2 separate regions of the Mus musculus genome follow, and region 2 is linked to region 1. The links are chromatin loops, found by intact Hi-C in ENCODE. Cell type or tissue: heart. All regions are shown on one strand. Each heading gives the region's core, and the rest is flanking DNA. Links, peaks and the distances in the headings are about the cores only.

What was found. Hi-C counts contacts between places; a loop is a spot of excess contacts. Peaks named below come from ENCODE experiments on the same cell type or tissue, not always from the same donor. Only the 100,000 strongest peaks of a DNase experiment are listed, where the experiment ranks them.
Region 2: it touches region 1 in a loop (6-fold over the local background); 2 of 42 quality-filtered maps call a loop at or near these places.

The regions. Positions count from the first base shown.
Region 1 is chrX:9,271,679-9,279,450 of GRCm38, reverse strand. It overlaps Xk (X-linked Kx blood group), which reads right to left and starts at 6,667. Exons shown (of 3, transcript NM_023500.2): 1 at 6,217-6,667. The coding sequence starts at 6,461. In heart, for the core only: no CTCF peak of the experiment used is centred there; no DNase peak of the experiment used is centred there; H3K4me3 peaks cover 1,189 bases; H3K27ac peaks cover 813 bases; H3K27me3 peaks cover 767 bases.
Region 2 is chrX:9,217,944-9,225,715 of GRCm38, reverse strand. The region is part of intron 1 of Lancl3 (LanC lantibiotic synthetase component C-like 3 (bacterial)); the gene reads right to left. Among named protein-coding and RNA genes, the nearest start is that of Lancl3, 22 kb to the right of the region's middle. In heart, for the core only: a CTCF peak has its summit at 4,314 (motif pointing right); no DNase peak of the experiment used is centred there.

The sequences.
Region 1 (7,772 bases), core at 1,708-6,707:
ACACAAGACTTTGGGGCTTGTGAAATGTCTTGGTGGGTAAAGGTGCTTGCTGCTAAACCTGAGCACTTGAGTTTAATATCTGGGTCTCCCTCACATGCTGAAAAGAGAGTACTGACTCTGCCAAGTTGTCCTCTGACCTCCACACAAACACCAAGACATGTACATGCACACAAACCCACAGTCAATCGATCAAAATTTTAAAAATTAAAATACTGGGCTTAATAACACCGTCTGCTTAACATGTATTAGGCCCTAGGCTCAATCCTCAACACATTAACTAAATTAAAATAAAATATCATATTTTCTAAGCTAGTTTATCATATTTGATAAGGGAAGCAAGTTATAAGAGAAAATTTTACACATATAAATATATACAATCTATGCATAAATACATATGTACATACAGTAGATTGACAGAACTGAATTACATTGACTCAAAAGTACCAGTTGTTAAATAAAAATTGTATAACCAAGATATTAAACAACTAGTATCTTGGTTAGACTTGATGGGAATAAGTATAGTTTGGAAATCAGCAAACCCTTAGAACCCAAGTTCATTTTCCCTGACAGTTTATATTCATAACTATATGTCATAACTATACATATAGCTATATATAGTATGTATAGTTTTCTATATAGTTATATATATATCATATATATATATAGTTATATATATGTAGTTATATAGTTATATATACATATACAACAAAATCATTAAAAAGTATTCTCTTTAGGCAGTCAAGTTAAAGTTTTATTTTCTCCACTGTGCAAATATTTTCTGCATCTCTGTTATTATAACAACTGTTCTTTACTTGCGATATAACAGTCAAATTTTTTAGAACTTTTAAAGACCAAAAACAAACAACGAAAATGGTAGAGCACGCTAAAAGCTGCTGAATTAAATGAACGAAGGAAATAAGGGTTTGTAGGTGTCCCTCAACAGAGAAATGGATACAGAAAATGTGTTACATTTACACAATGGAGTACTACTCAGCTATTAAAAACAATGAATTCATGAAATTCTTAGGCAAATGGATGGATCTGGAGGATATCATCCTGAGTGAGGTAACCCAGTCACAAAAGAACACACATGATATGCACTCACTGATAAGCAGATATTAGCCTAGAAACTTAGAATATGCAAGATACAATTTGCAAAACACATGAAACTCAAGAAGAAGGTAGACTAAACTGTGGATAGTTTGTTCCTTCTTAGAATGGGGAACAAAATACCCATGGAAGGAGTTACAGAGACAAAGTTCAGAGCTGGGACAGAAGGAAGGACCATCCAGAGACTGCCCCACCTGGGGATCCATCCCATAATCAACCACCAAACCCAGACACTATTGCATATGCCAGAAAGATTTTGCTGACAGGACCCTGACATAGCTGTCTCTTGTGAGGCTATGCCAGGGCCTGGCAAACACAGAATGGATTCTCATAGTCATCTATCGAATGGAACACAGGGCCCCTAATGGAGGAGCTAGAGATAGTACCCAAGGAGCTAAAGGGGTCTGCAACCCTATAGAAGGAACAACGATATGAACTAACCAGTACCCCCAGAGCTCTTGTCTCTAGTTGCATATGTAGCAGAAGATGGCCTAGTCGGCCATCAATGGGAAGAGAGACCCTTTTTCTTGTGAAGATTCTATGCCCCAGTACAGGGGAATGCTAGGGCCAGGAAGTGGGAGTGGGTGGGTTGGGGAGCAGGGCAGGGGGAGGGGTTAGGGGGCTTTGGGGATAGCATTTGAAATGTAAATGAAGAAATATCTAATAAAAATCATTTATAAAAAAGAATAATGTAATTCTATTGATGCTTAAGTAAACTATGCAAAATTGATCATTTATAGAATTTTTGAATCAAAGTTCTGAGATCAACCATCCAAATGAAAAAAAACTTTCCAGGAAAACAAATCTAATGGCACAGGTAGCCCTGAAGGTGGAGTTTCTCACAATCCACTGCTTTTCTTAAGAGATACATTTGTCTGGTGAGATGGCTCAGCAGGTAAGAGCACCCGACTGCTCTTCCGAAGGTCTGGAGTTCAAATCCCAGCAACCACATGGTGGCTCACAACCATCCGTAACGAGATCTGACTCCCTCTTCTGGAGTGTCTGAAGACAGCTACAGTGTACTTACATATAATAAATAATAAATCTTTTAAAAGAAAAGAGATACATTTGTCTCCTTTTCCCCCTTTGAGACAGGGTCTCCCTATGTAGGCCCTGGCTGGCGCAGATCTCAGTACGTAAACCAGGCTGGCTTTAAACTCAGAGAGATCTGCCTGCCTCTGTCTTCTGAGTGCTGAGATTAAAGGTATGCGCCACCACTCCTGGAGTATCTTAACAAAGCTTCATACTTCATATCTTATAAATTTGTGAACCATCCCAAGACCTCCTCCTACTACTACTTAAAAATAAGAGACAAACTACTACGCTTCTCTTGAAATTCTGCCAAGACTTATCCAACTATTCCAATTTTGTTCAGAGTTTGTTTTCATTGCTGATTCTCTGCATGAGCTACTTGACTAAAATCACCCAAGGTACCTAGCTCAGTGCTAGAGGACAAGCATCTTTCATAAAAATCAGTATCATGTACTCCATGGTTCAGGAAGCTTGTGTGTAATGTCTATACAGGTAAGTAAGGCTCTACAGTCCTCTGCTCAACTCGGCCTCTGCATTGCTAAAACAGTCTATAAAGGATGACTATAGTTGTGTTCCAATAAAGCTTTATTTAAAGAAACAGATGGTGGTATGATTTGGTCAGTGGAACTTAGTCTGTAGACCTCATGATGATCCATCCTTGCTGAGAATTAGTAACCTGAGCCAATTTGTTTTCCACTTGGTTCATTTTTCAAGAATACTATAACTCAATTGTCAACTACAACAGCAGTTTGTTCCCTAGCCAAAACCAGGCATATTGATGACAGCACAAATAATGTGAGGTACCAAGGACCCTAATGAAAAAACTTTTGCCAAAGACATACTATGATTTCCAATCAGCCACCCTATGTCCATGTGAGACACATGCTCTAAGAAGCTGCACTAGAGAAGTATGCTGGTTAAATAGACAATATTATGAAAACTTTGACAAGCCAATTGCTTAAACTCCTGGACTACAGAAATAAGATCTTATCACTTAGCTCACAGGGTTTTACTGTAGATGGAATTAAAAAAATATGTGTATTTTGCTTTACAAATGTGAACTGTTATTATTTTAAATTATTTTTGAAGTTCCCTATAGAGAAATGCTACTGTGCATTACTTTGCAATATTTCATAACAATTTTAGACTGTTTTAACCTACTTATTATAAACCTAGTTTTTTTAACCTCTCATTTTGTTTGCTAAATTGTGCTAGTAATATAAACGAGGAGGAGATTTCTTGAAGTTGTCATTCATTGATACTTATTGCTCTCAATTAATTTATGGAAAGTTAACATAACTGGGACAATAATAGGAAACTGAGGGTAAAAAAAAAAAAATCTCCCTTCTGTTTTTCCAGAATATCTAGCATAACTTATAGTAAGATTTTTCCTTCAAATTAGAAACAAAGGTAATTCAAGGTACTTATGCAAAGTTCATTTTTGAACCCAGGCTTCTGTAGAAAGAACCACAGAAACTATAGCTATGCGTTTAAAGACTAAAATTACAGTAAATAAAGGAAATAAGGAGTTCTAGGCATGTCACCCTGAAGGAAAGAAGACACAGAACTGAGTTAACAGGTTTAGCCCACGATCATCTGTAGAAGGTATTGGACACCTCCATTTCTCAATACTGGGGATCTAACACAGGGCTTCAAGCATGGTTAGGCAACCGTTACACTCAGTAAACGGTTGTGTGCCACTTAATTTGGTTCATCATCATATTGCATGAACTCAAAAACAGCATCTCCCTAAAAGTGGTAGTTTGGCAAACTTGAATAGAAGTAAACTGTCCCCACCCCCACCCCAAACAACCGTAAAACATTACGAAAAGCCACTGCTAAGGGATAGAAGTGAGAAGCAATGTGAACCTCTCATTCTGGGGGATAATTTGATCTTTCTGAAAAGCTGATGATTTAGGAGTTCAAATTAGAACCAGCAGTGGGGAGAAATCCCATTAAGGTTCTTTTTGAGTCCTCTTAACCAAAAAGACCACTTTGTTTTCCCTTTCATTTGGAAGCTAAGGATCTTGGAACTGCATTTTGTATGTGTTAAGTTCAAAGACTTAACGAAGTCCAGTACCTTCTTGATATGAATCAACTATATTAGAATGGGAGACTTCTTTCCTTAACGAAGTTTTTCTAAGAAAACTACTGTGGTAGCTGAAGGATACCAGATTATAATAAAGGAGAAAATTGTATACATTGATGTGTAGGAGAAAAGGCGACACTCAACCGTGTGCCACTCGGTAATACTGTCCTTAACATCAGTTGCTCTGCTGTTTTTTACAGGCAATACTCTATTAACTTTGGCTTGAGTGACTCTTAAAGTTATGAGACACATCTAAATGACAGTGGTGATAGAGGATTCTTACTTTAGGTTGTTTAATGTTGCCCACAAATGACTGAGCATTTAAAACTATAAAGATGGAGCTGCTGATAAAATGCACTACTGCACACTCCCCTTTCTTTGACTGCACACAGAGAACATGATGGACCTAATTGCATTTTGAAAGAAAGTCTGGGGAACAGGTTCCACATCCTCATTTGCCCTGTGTACAAAATGGGGGCAGGAACTGAGGAAGCCTGGATCAACGAGGGAGCGCTGGCTTAGTATGCCTAAGGCCCTAGACCCAACCTCCGCCACCAAAATAATAAACTTACAAATAAAGATACCTACTTCCTGGCAAGGAGTCAATCGGCTAAGGCATGTAGGTATGAACCAAACCACTTAGCACAAGGAACTTTTGAGAATTCTCAGTTGCCCCACCCAAATTTGAGTTCCCTCCCCACAGATGGCATTAAATGATGACGGCCTTGTCAAATCTCACTTACTGAACAGGACCACTAGCAGGACCATGGGGCTCCGTTAAGGACGAGGATTCTCTACCAGCTAATTAAGAGCAGGGCTTTAAGGGTTAAGTAGCCCTCAGCCATTTTTTCTGATTCGCCCCTGACTGTCAGGTCCTCCACAGCAAGTTCTTCTCACTCCTTTCTAGGATTTCCTGGCTCTTCAAGAATGGGAAACCTGGTTTATGAAGTTTGCCACAACTGTCGAACTGCAAGTCGGTACAGTAAGCTAGAAAGGTTGTGTTTAAAATGGCATGTGAGGTTTGAATATTGTGAATTTTTTTTAATTTGTACATAAACTTTTGCTTTTCCTATGGTAAGATAAAAGATATGAAAACAATACATTTAAATTCCCTTCACGTTCTGAGATTAAGGTCAAGTCCGTTTCATCAGTGTGCATTTCTTCTTGATTTGTGTTTATGAAGATTAATTTCTGGGGCTAAGTTGTAGCTTGCTAGTGGAGCATTTACCTACTCTGTACCAGGACCTGGTTTCCATCCACAGCACCACAAACGGCGGTAACCACAAAAATAATGTCTTTTCCAGAAATGGCATTAGCGGTTTCTCTTAACACAAAGCATGTTCCTGTCCTCAAGGCACCTTGTGTACCACATTTCATGACTATGTTTACAATTGGGCACACTCAGAAGACATCTCTGGTATGTGTGTCTGCACTCTAGACAACTCCCATCACACCAAGGGAAAAGTAGAGTACATGGACTTGTAGCCTTGAGTAGATGAACTAAGTCAATTTTCACAAAGCTCGTAGAATAGTGCCTGATAAACAGTTAAGTGCCACACACTTGATAAACTAAATTAAATGACCCACAAGGGCTCTGACTTGAACAGCACACGCCCTTAGAGTAACTTCCAAACGTTTGTACCAGGACCTCCCAAGCCAGTCCTACAGAGAAAGCCACATATTTTCAGGGGACCAAATAAAGACAAAAACTGCTACTCTCTTGGGCCAAACCGAAGTGAAGAGTGACAACTGTCTACGATGGCTCCCGAAATCCGGGCCATCTCGGTTTTAGCGACTGACTGGCTAGGATCCAGTCTCATTCCCAAGATTGGAATGACTTGGGAAGGCAGGGCGGGTCAGCCCTGGTTCAAGCCACCTGTCTGTCCCTTTTCAGGCAAGGTCCCCTCCTCCTTCAGCTGGGGCAGCAGTGGTGGGGACAGCCAGGGGACCGGGGCCTAACGGTCGGTTGTGGGTTCGACACGTACCTGTACAGGGGCCCGAGCTGGAGCAGGTGCATGAGCAGCGCCAGTGGGCGATCGCGGCTGAGGTCGCGGTGGACGAAGAGGAGCGTGAACTGCACCAGGGCGCAGGGCATCAAGGAGAAGAGCAGCGTCAGCACCTGCCACATGCGGTCCCCTGCGGAGCGGTAGGTGCTGCTCAAGTAGAGCGCCGCCGCCGTCTCGGCCACGAACAGGAACACGGACGCTATCACCGAGGCCGGGAATTTCATCTCCGTGCCTCAGGGACTCGCACCGCGGCCGGCGGCGGCGGCGGTGGCAGCGACGGCGGTAGCGGTGGCGGTAGCGGCGACGGTGGCGGTTTCCCGAACGACTCCCAGCATGCTCAGCCCCGAGCGGCTCGCGCGCAGCTCAGCCCGCTGAGGGCTCGCGGGCCCCGGCGCGCGCTGCCACCCGGCCTGGGGGCAACCGAAACAGCGGGGGTGGGGCAGGTAGCGTGGCCCCGCTGGGACACGCCCACGCGCCCCGTGCGCAGCCGCCGGCGCGCGCCACACTGCTCGCTGGCCGCTCGTCACAGACTGTTCCGGGCGGGCCGCGAACCCGTAGCCCCTGACAGCCCGGGCCACGGCCGTCCCGCCCCCGCGCTGGGGGCAAAGTCCCCCCCCCCCCCCCCCAGGAAGCCATCAACCGATCTGGCCCGCCTGCAGCCGCTGGGTCCTAGAGTCCGTTTGTTCTGGGCAGTGCTGGGAGCCCTGTGGCAGTCAATTCAATAAACAACAAGCAGAAGAGACCAGACTTGGGGGCTGGGAGAGTCTGAGCTCCGGATCCACTGTCTGTTTACTGGGCGGAAGAAAAGCCTGATGAAAAGTTCAGCTTGCCCTGCCATTCCAAAATAGCCAGAGCCACTGAGATGCTTTTCAAAGAGCAAATGTATCGTCGTGCATTCACCGTACTGGGAACTATGGTTAACTTTTCACTGAAACTCTTGAAAGCCTCCTTTGTCTTTCTAGTACAGACCGAGAAGGAGCATCAAAGGAGTTGTGGGAGCCAAAGTTTTCTCTCCCAGATAAAACTGCTTATAGAATGTATTGCTGTGTTATTGTGACTAGCTCCAGACAGGTCAAAGACCAGAGCCTAATAAGGAAACAGTTTTCTAGCCCAATGCATACCTCTTTTAGTGTGCCAACCCTACGACTAGCACAGTTTTTTTCACTCACTGTTTACTTAAAAGGTATGAATACAATAAATTCTGAACATACTCTTCCCCTATCCTGCTCCTCCCAGAGCCTTCTCACCTTCCTACCCACCGAACTTCATGCTCTGTCTCAAAAAACAAACAAACAAAACCTAAAAAGGCAAATGTTAAGACCAAAAAAAAAAAAAAGTCAAAGCCAACAAAATGAAACAAAAAATGCAGACAAAAACAGAGTCCGTTTTGAGTTGGCCCACTACTCCTGACTGATAAACTCACTGACACTCAATTGTAATAATAATAATAATAACAAACAGAATTCCCCCTTCTGAGCATGCCTCAATCACAAATGCCTTCTTCATTAGGAGTTAGACTTTGTGTCCACTTCCCC
Region 2 (7,772 bases), core at 1,663-6,662, 54 kb after region 1:
CAGTCCATCTTTCAAAATTTTCTGACAATACCAATAATGTCTCTTAAAGATATTTCATTTTATTTTTTTAATTTATTTTTATTTATTTTTTAATTAGATATTCTCTTTATTTGCATTTCAAATGTTATCCTCTTTCCTAGTTGCCCCTCAGAAAATCCCCTATCCTCTCCCCCCTTCTCCTGCTCCCCAACCCACCCACTCCCACTTCCTGGCCCAGGCATTCCCCTCTACTGGGGCATAAAGCCTTCACAGAACCAAGGGCCTCTCCTCCCATTGATGACCTACTAAGCCATCCTCAGCTACATATGCAGCAGAGCCACATGTCCCACCATGTGTTTTCTTTGATTGGTGGTTTAGTCCCTGGGAGTTCTGGAGGGTACTAGTTAGTTCATATTGTTGTTCCTCCTATGGGGCTGCAAACTCCTTCAGCTCCTTGGGTCCTTTCTTTAGCTCCTTCACTGGGGACCCTGTGCTCTGTGTAATGGATGACTGTGAGCATCCCTTCTGTATTAGTCAGGCACTGGTAAAGCCTCTCAGAAGACAGCTATATCAGGCTCCTGTCAGCAAGCTCTTGGTATCTGCAATAGTGTCTTGGTTTGGTGGTTGTTTATGAGTCTTCACTGATCTTTTCTTCATTCAGAGGGATATGACAAAGAACTCCTGGTGTCCCAGCTGGTTTTGGTTGCTCCCACTGACTCAGACTGATTAGGTGGAGGCCTGGATGTTTCTGCTGGATCGTGCCGCTGCTGTTTATTTGTGTTTGGTACCCTAGAATTACTAAACTAGACTGTTAGTATTCTGACAAACGGAGATTAGAATCACCCTCAAAGAACTCCTTCTAAACAGGTCCACATACAGGTCCTATTTACCATCTTTTCTCCCCTTCCTTTGGACAGTGGGCTAGAAGGGTGTCAAAACGTTTAAGAACCCATATTAAAATAGGGTTTTTAAAAAAACTAACCCCACAACTGTGGGGCAGTTTCTGGATGGTCATGCCTTCGATCTCTGCTCCACACTTTGTCTCTGTAACTCCTTCCATGGGTATTTTGTTCCCCCCTTCTAAGAAGGATCAAAGTGTCCACACTTTGGTCTTCATTCTTCTTGAGTTTCATGTGATTTGCAAATTGTATCTTGGGTATTCTAAGTTTGTGGGCTAATAACCACTTATCAGTGAGTGCATATCATGTGTGTTCTTTTGTGATTAGGTTACCTCACTTAGGATGATATCCTCCAGATACACCCATTTGCCCAAGAATTTCATGAATTCATTGTTTTTAATAGCTGAGTAGTACTCCATTGTGTAAATGTACCACATTTTCTGTATCCATTCCTCTGTTGAGGGACATATGGGTTCTTTCCAGCTTCTGGCTATTATAAACAAGGCTGCTATCAACATAATGTAGCATGTGTCCTTATTACATGTTGGAGCATCTTCTGGGCATATGCCCAGGAGAGGTATTGCTGGATCTTCCAGTAGTACTATGTCCAATTTTTTGAGGAACCGCCACACTGATTTCCAGAGTGGTTGTACCAGCTTGCAATCCCACCAACAATGGAGGAGTGTTCCTCTTTCTCCACATCCTTGCCAGCATCTGCTGTCACCTGATTTTTTGATCCTAGCCATTCTGACTGGTGTGAGGTGGAATCTCAGGGTTGTTTTGATTTGCATTTCCCTGATGACTAAGGATGTTGAACATTTTTTCAGGTGCTACTCAGCCATTCAGTATTCCTCAGTTGAGAATTCTTTGTTTAGCTCTGTACCCCATTTTTAATAGGGTTATTTGGCTTTCTGGAGTCCAGCTTCTTGAGCTCTTTATATATATATATTGGATATTAGCCCCCTATAGGATTCAGGATTAGTAAGGATCCTTTCCCAATCTGTTGATTGCTGTTTTGTCTTATTGACAGTGTCCTTTGCTTTATAGAAGCTTTGCAATTTTATGAGGTCCCATTTGTCGATTCTCCATGTTACAGAACAAGCCTTTGGTGTTCTGTTCAGGAATTTTTCCCCTGTGTCCATATCTTCGAGGCTCTTCCCCACTTTCTCCTCCATAAGTTTCAGTGTCTCTGGTTTTATGTGGAGCTCCTTGATCCACTTAGACTTGAGCTTAGTACAAGGAGATAGGAATGGATCAATTCGCATTCTTCTACATGATAACTGCCAGTTGTGCCAGCACCCTTTGTTGAAAATGCTGTCTTCTTTCCACTGGGCTATTTCATTTTCTAATACAGGAGTTAATCCAGAATTTATAGCACATTGCCATTTACTTTAAAAGGGACATTTAATTGTCATAACCCCTTATACTTCATTAATTTGGAAGAAATCTTAAGCCCTTTTCTTTTTTTCCCTCTTGATTTTATTTTTTAAAAATGAGAGTATGAGCAATTTATTTAATAAGCTATTAATTTGAATGATTCTCATTATGAAATTCAGCTAGTACATATGAGGGAGGAAGACCCCCAGAAGTGATGTGCTGCCCTTATAGAACATAACACTGAGAAAAATACAGTATTTAACTCATATATTGGTTCTTCTGCTTTTACAAGTAAGTTACTATGTGGTGACTTTCTATTGCCCAAGAGTTTAAAAATCGTGCCGACTCTACAATTCCATTGCTAATGAGTCAGACTCTTTTTTTTAACACTGGTTCAACAGTAAGGTGTGTCATTGCTTAAGCCTGGCTACTTCCCAACTGAGAAAGTTCAGAATGTCAGACTCTGAACCAAAGGTGAGCAGCCAATAAGTTCAATGTACTATGGAAGTCAGAAATATCAGTCAAGTCAACAGAGGGGTAGACAGATAGGAAGTCAGAGTCCATAAAGCCAAAGTCACTGTGTACATCATTTAAAAAAATGATCATAACCTCTGATTTCAGGACATGGGTTGTGGGCACAATTCCCAGTGTGTTATAAATTCCCAGTGTTATCAAGCTAATGGGCAAACTGGCTCTGAGCCTGTGGGTGTTAGTCATAGGCTTTAGTGGAATGCAAAGTAAGGTGTTCCTGACTACAGTGGAGTCTGGTAAGCCAGCACTATCTCATAGGCCTCACTGTTGGCATTACCACATTTCCGCCTTCCTCCAAATCAGGCTTGTGGACATCACAGAGTATACCAGTTCACTAGCAGTCTAGATAAAGTTCAGCATCCACACCAGCAGAAGCAGTGTGTAGCACAAGATTGTATGTCTCTTACAAGTCCATAGAGGTTGCCAGTGGGGCTTCTTCTGACAATTCTTTGACTTCCAAATCTGTAACTGGGATATTAGTGGAAGTCCAATCTTATAAATATCTGCATAACACAAGAGTCAAATATAGCTATGAAATCACTCTCTATATTACTGTATAGAAGCTTCTTTGAATCAGCTAATTCAGAACTCACTGAATGCCCTACCAAGTCCTTTAAATGCAATACACACACACACACACACACACACACACACACACACACACACACACACATATATATATCCCCAACAGAGTACAGAAGTAAGAAAAGAGAACAAGACATATATGGCATGTTGCCAAAGCAGAAATGAAGTACCATAAAGTTAGCCAATGAAAAGTGACTTTATTTTTTAAAAAAATTCTAAAACATATCCTTTTGATAGCCTTAAGAATGTGTGTGTCTTCCCAGAGAAGTAGCTTCTCCTGGGAGGGAAAAGATCGGCTTTGCATATGTGCTCACTTTCTCTCTATGGAAAATTATAGTATACCTACAAAACATAACAAACCTGGTGACTCAGGATAATTTCCTCTTAGCAAGCACCTCTAAATAGGCCTGTCACGGGTTGCCCATAATACTCCCAGATGTTCTAAAACCGCGGCTGTTAGAACTGAAGTAAAAAGGGCATTCATTACTCACAGGAAATAGGGATCTGCTTATTATTAACAATTCACATTTCTTTTAAAAATTCTTTAAAAAGCAGGTTCTTTTGTAAGGCTCTATTTTGAAAAAATAATCAGTACCAATTTGTATATACCACTGTGACAGGTAAGTTCAGGCCATGCTACCAGAAACATTGTATGAAAAGGTTGCCTAGAGATGGAACAAATTGTTTATTACTGTTTCTTTTCAACTAAAGTGAGGGTATCTTTTTTTTTAATTTAATTTAGATGTTTTTACTTGTTCAATTTACATCCCACTCACTGCCCCCATCCCGGTCACCCCTCCCAAATTCCTTTCCCCATTTCCCCTCTCCTATCTTCTGTACCCACTGGGTACCCCACACACAGCATGGCACTTCAAGTCTCTGCCAGGCTAGGCGCTTAAGGGAAGGTATCTTTACCTCCTGGGAACAAAATACTGTTTCACTCCAGCAGAGGGCGCCTCTGAAACAGCCAAGTCAAGCCTAAAATGCAGTGCTCCTGGGACGGGATCAGAAAAGCAAGGGTCGTTTGTCAAAGACGAACAGAACAGAACAGAACAGAACAGAACAGAACAGAACAGAACAGAACAGAACAGAACAAAACAAAACACAGGAAAATGATAATAGATTATTGATTGGTGTATAAAAACTTCATGGCTTCAGATAATCGCTACTTGCTTAGTGAACAATCTCTTTTGTCAGGGAGCTATTGTCTGGGTTATTTTCATGCACTCAACAACCTCAAGAAATGTCAGCATTAAATCACATTCCAGTCTTCTAGGAAAAAAAAAAAACTTACCTAGTAAGCAACCATGCTTTAGAGGGAAGTGAAGCACTATTTTTTGTCTAAGGTCTCTAAAAACCAACACTGGCTCCATCATGATATTATTTTGGGGGTTTGTTCATCTTCACTCTAGTTAGATAGAACTGCATGTTCTCATCTTTGTCATAATATCAGAGTGTCCCACTGTAGCTACAGCCTGTCTGTCTGCTACCGGTGGTCTTGATCATTTGAATTGCTCTAATCAAAGGTATGTTAGTGACATGACCAAAATTTGAAAAACCTTGTATAGCTTCTGGTCTATGAAACACACGGGCTTCAGCTGAAACTACTCACAGCCCCGTGCCTGAAGTAGAGCTATATACTAGATGATCCATAAACCTACTGATAAAAAAATCTTAACTATAAACCACTAATTTTTATGAAGTGAAATTTGACTAACACAACAGCTTTGTGAACAGCTCCGATATGTAGATCAGAATTGTGAAGGACTAAGAAATTGTGTTGTTCAAACGAAACAGGGACATTCCCAGGAACACCCAGCAGAAGTATACTTACTGCTTTACTCACCAGAACTGTGTGATATGACTACCTATGGTGGCAAGAAGGGAGGCTAGAAATGAACTTGGTATTGTAAACTTCTACTGGAGATGGCAAGATCCATCACCATTAAAGGGAATGGAGTTAGGCTGCTGCGGAGTGTCTAATAGTACCTGCTTGGCTAGTGTTGTCAGGTTCTGGGGTGCATGAACCTGTGTTGATGCCATGTTTTATCATGAGTATTCAGAAGCAACTCGGAAGTCCCTTCAAACTGGCCTCAGTGAGTTCACTATGGTATGTAGTTTCGTTTGTCCTGAGGAGTTTCTGTATTTGCCATGAGAACATAATACAGGTAATGAAGATGTAAGGGAAACCAAGAAACACGTGGAACTAACGTAAATCCATACAGTTTCCCAATGAGGTAGGAAAAAAGCTTATAAGTCACTAAGTCTTGGGGGTGTTTGTCCAATGTTTAAAAAGAATTAATCCTGCTAGTCTTTAGTTCTCCCATCTGATGATCAGTTTCACAGTCCAAACAAATAGTATAGGTTAATACCACTCAGCAGTATAGTGAGGTAGCTACCATACAAAAGAGTTCTCCAATTTCAAACCATTGCTTTCTTTCCAATACCTTCAATCTTCCTTGTGTATAATGATGTAGATTTTTCTCCATATATAGGCAGCTGAAAGAAGGCCAAGTCTCACACAGGAAAGGGTTTCACAGAGAGGTGGTGAACAGGAACTGATCCACACCCTGCCTGGGAGTTCCCCAATGCTCTTAAGTGTGCTGGGGAGGAAGTAGTGAAGAGTTAGGGTGATGTCTGCCTCCCTGGATACCTGATGGAGGTGCGGGTCCTCCATCACTGCTGGCCGCCTGCTGCTGAAGGCAAGTGCAGTGGGATTGCGTATTTCCCCCAGAGGCAGGCCAAGATACCATTCTAAAAGGAAACCAGCAAAAACAATAACAAGAATGCCAGAAAGGTGATGCTCAGAACACTGGGACACAGTTGATACTAGATAACTGTATCAGACACTACGTACTAAAGTAACATTGACCATCATTCTTTTCAAAGTTAAAGGAGGTTCAATGGGATTGTTTTTACGGTAATTTAGTAAAAATAAAACAATTTCCAGATGTAATTTTTTTAAGCCAGAAAAAAGAATAATCGTAAATGTATTGGGAAAAAAAAAGCCAGGTGAATGACTTCATTTGTATTGGGACCTATATAACAGATCATATTAATAGTTAAATTTTATAAACAAGAGAAAGAACAAAAATTCTATGGAATAAGTAGAAAATGAACGTACAATCTCACATATAATGATGTGCAAAAGGCTTAAGACATGTGCAAAGCTTATCTTCGTAATTAGAAATATGCAAATTAAAATGAGATACCATTTTCAATCTAGCAGAGTAGCATAAATTATGAGAGAAACTGACAGCATGGGCCACTGGTGGGGAACAGGAACTTTCATATTCTCTTGAGGGAGAAGGCCAATATTCACTGCCAAATTAATTTCAATGAATTTGGCAACACTGATAAAAAAACGACCTTAATAATTCCAATGACTTTTTTTTTGCTGTTATCCAAATAAGTATGTGTTAGGTTCTGCAGTGCTGTATGCTAGGGGACAAACATACACAGATCAGCGCTCATTAAACAAAGCATAGTGCATTGTTGTACAATGAAGTACTGGGTAGCTAAGAAAGGATTACAGTAAAACTATATGTGTAGACATGGGAATTTTCCTAACACAATGCGTCAACTAAATAAACACAGCACATACAATGTGCATTGTGTGCCTGTTAATGGATACTTTTAGAAGGATACTGGTTAGATTCAGAAGAAGTAGGTAAAATTAAGTTACCTTTAGAGATATAGGGATGAAACCTGGAGACTGAGAGTCTAAAGTGAGAGGAAGACCCATTTTATAACCTTCAACACATTTGTTATTTTGTTTGTTTTATGTTTTGCTTATTTTTGTTTTGTCTTACCAAGTGTGTGAAATGCTTTCAAAAAGAAAATCTAGTTACTAAAAAGTAAACAATAGATTGAGCATGGGGGCATACAACTTTAAGTCTAGCACTAGGGGGCTGGAGGCTGGTGGATCTCTGTGAGTTTTAGGCCAGTTTGTTCTACATAGCAAGTTCTAGACCAGCCAGGGATATATGGTGAGTGGCTGTAACAAAAAACAAAAAACAAAAAAAAAAAAAAAAAGAAGAAAGAAAGAAAGAAAGAAAGAAAGAAAGAAAGAAAGAAAGAAAGAAAGAAAGGAAAAAGAAAAAGAAAAAGAAAAAGAAAAACTAAGTATAATAAACAAATGACTGAACTAGCCAAATAGTGTGCTAAAAGAAATTAATGCTTTTAAACGTGTAATCTTTTTCAAACGATGATCTATGATAAGACTGTAGGATGTTGGATTTTCAGGCTATCAATTTGTTTACTCAGTAGTCAGAGATTGACCTGCAAACTAATGATAGTTGGTTTTTTTTTTTCAGTTAGTAGAGGAAGTGAGGTTATTTACATAACTTTGAGGACATGGAAAAGATAATGTTGACTATCTTCAAGACTCATCATCTACTG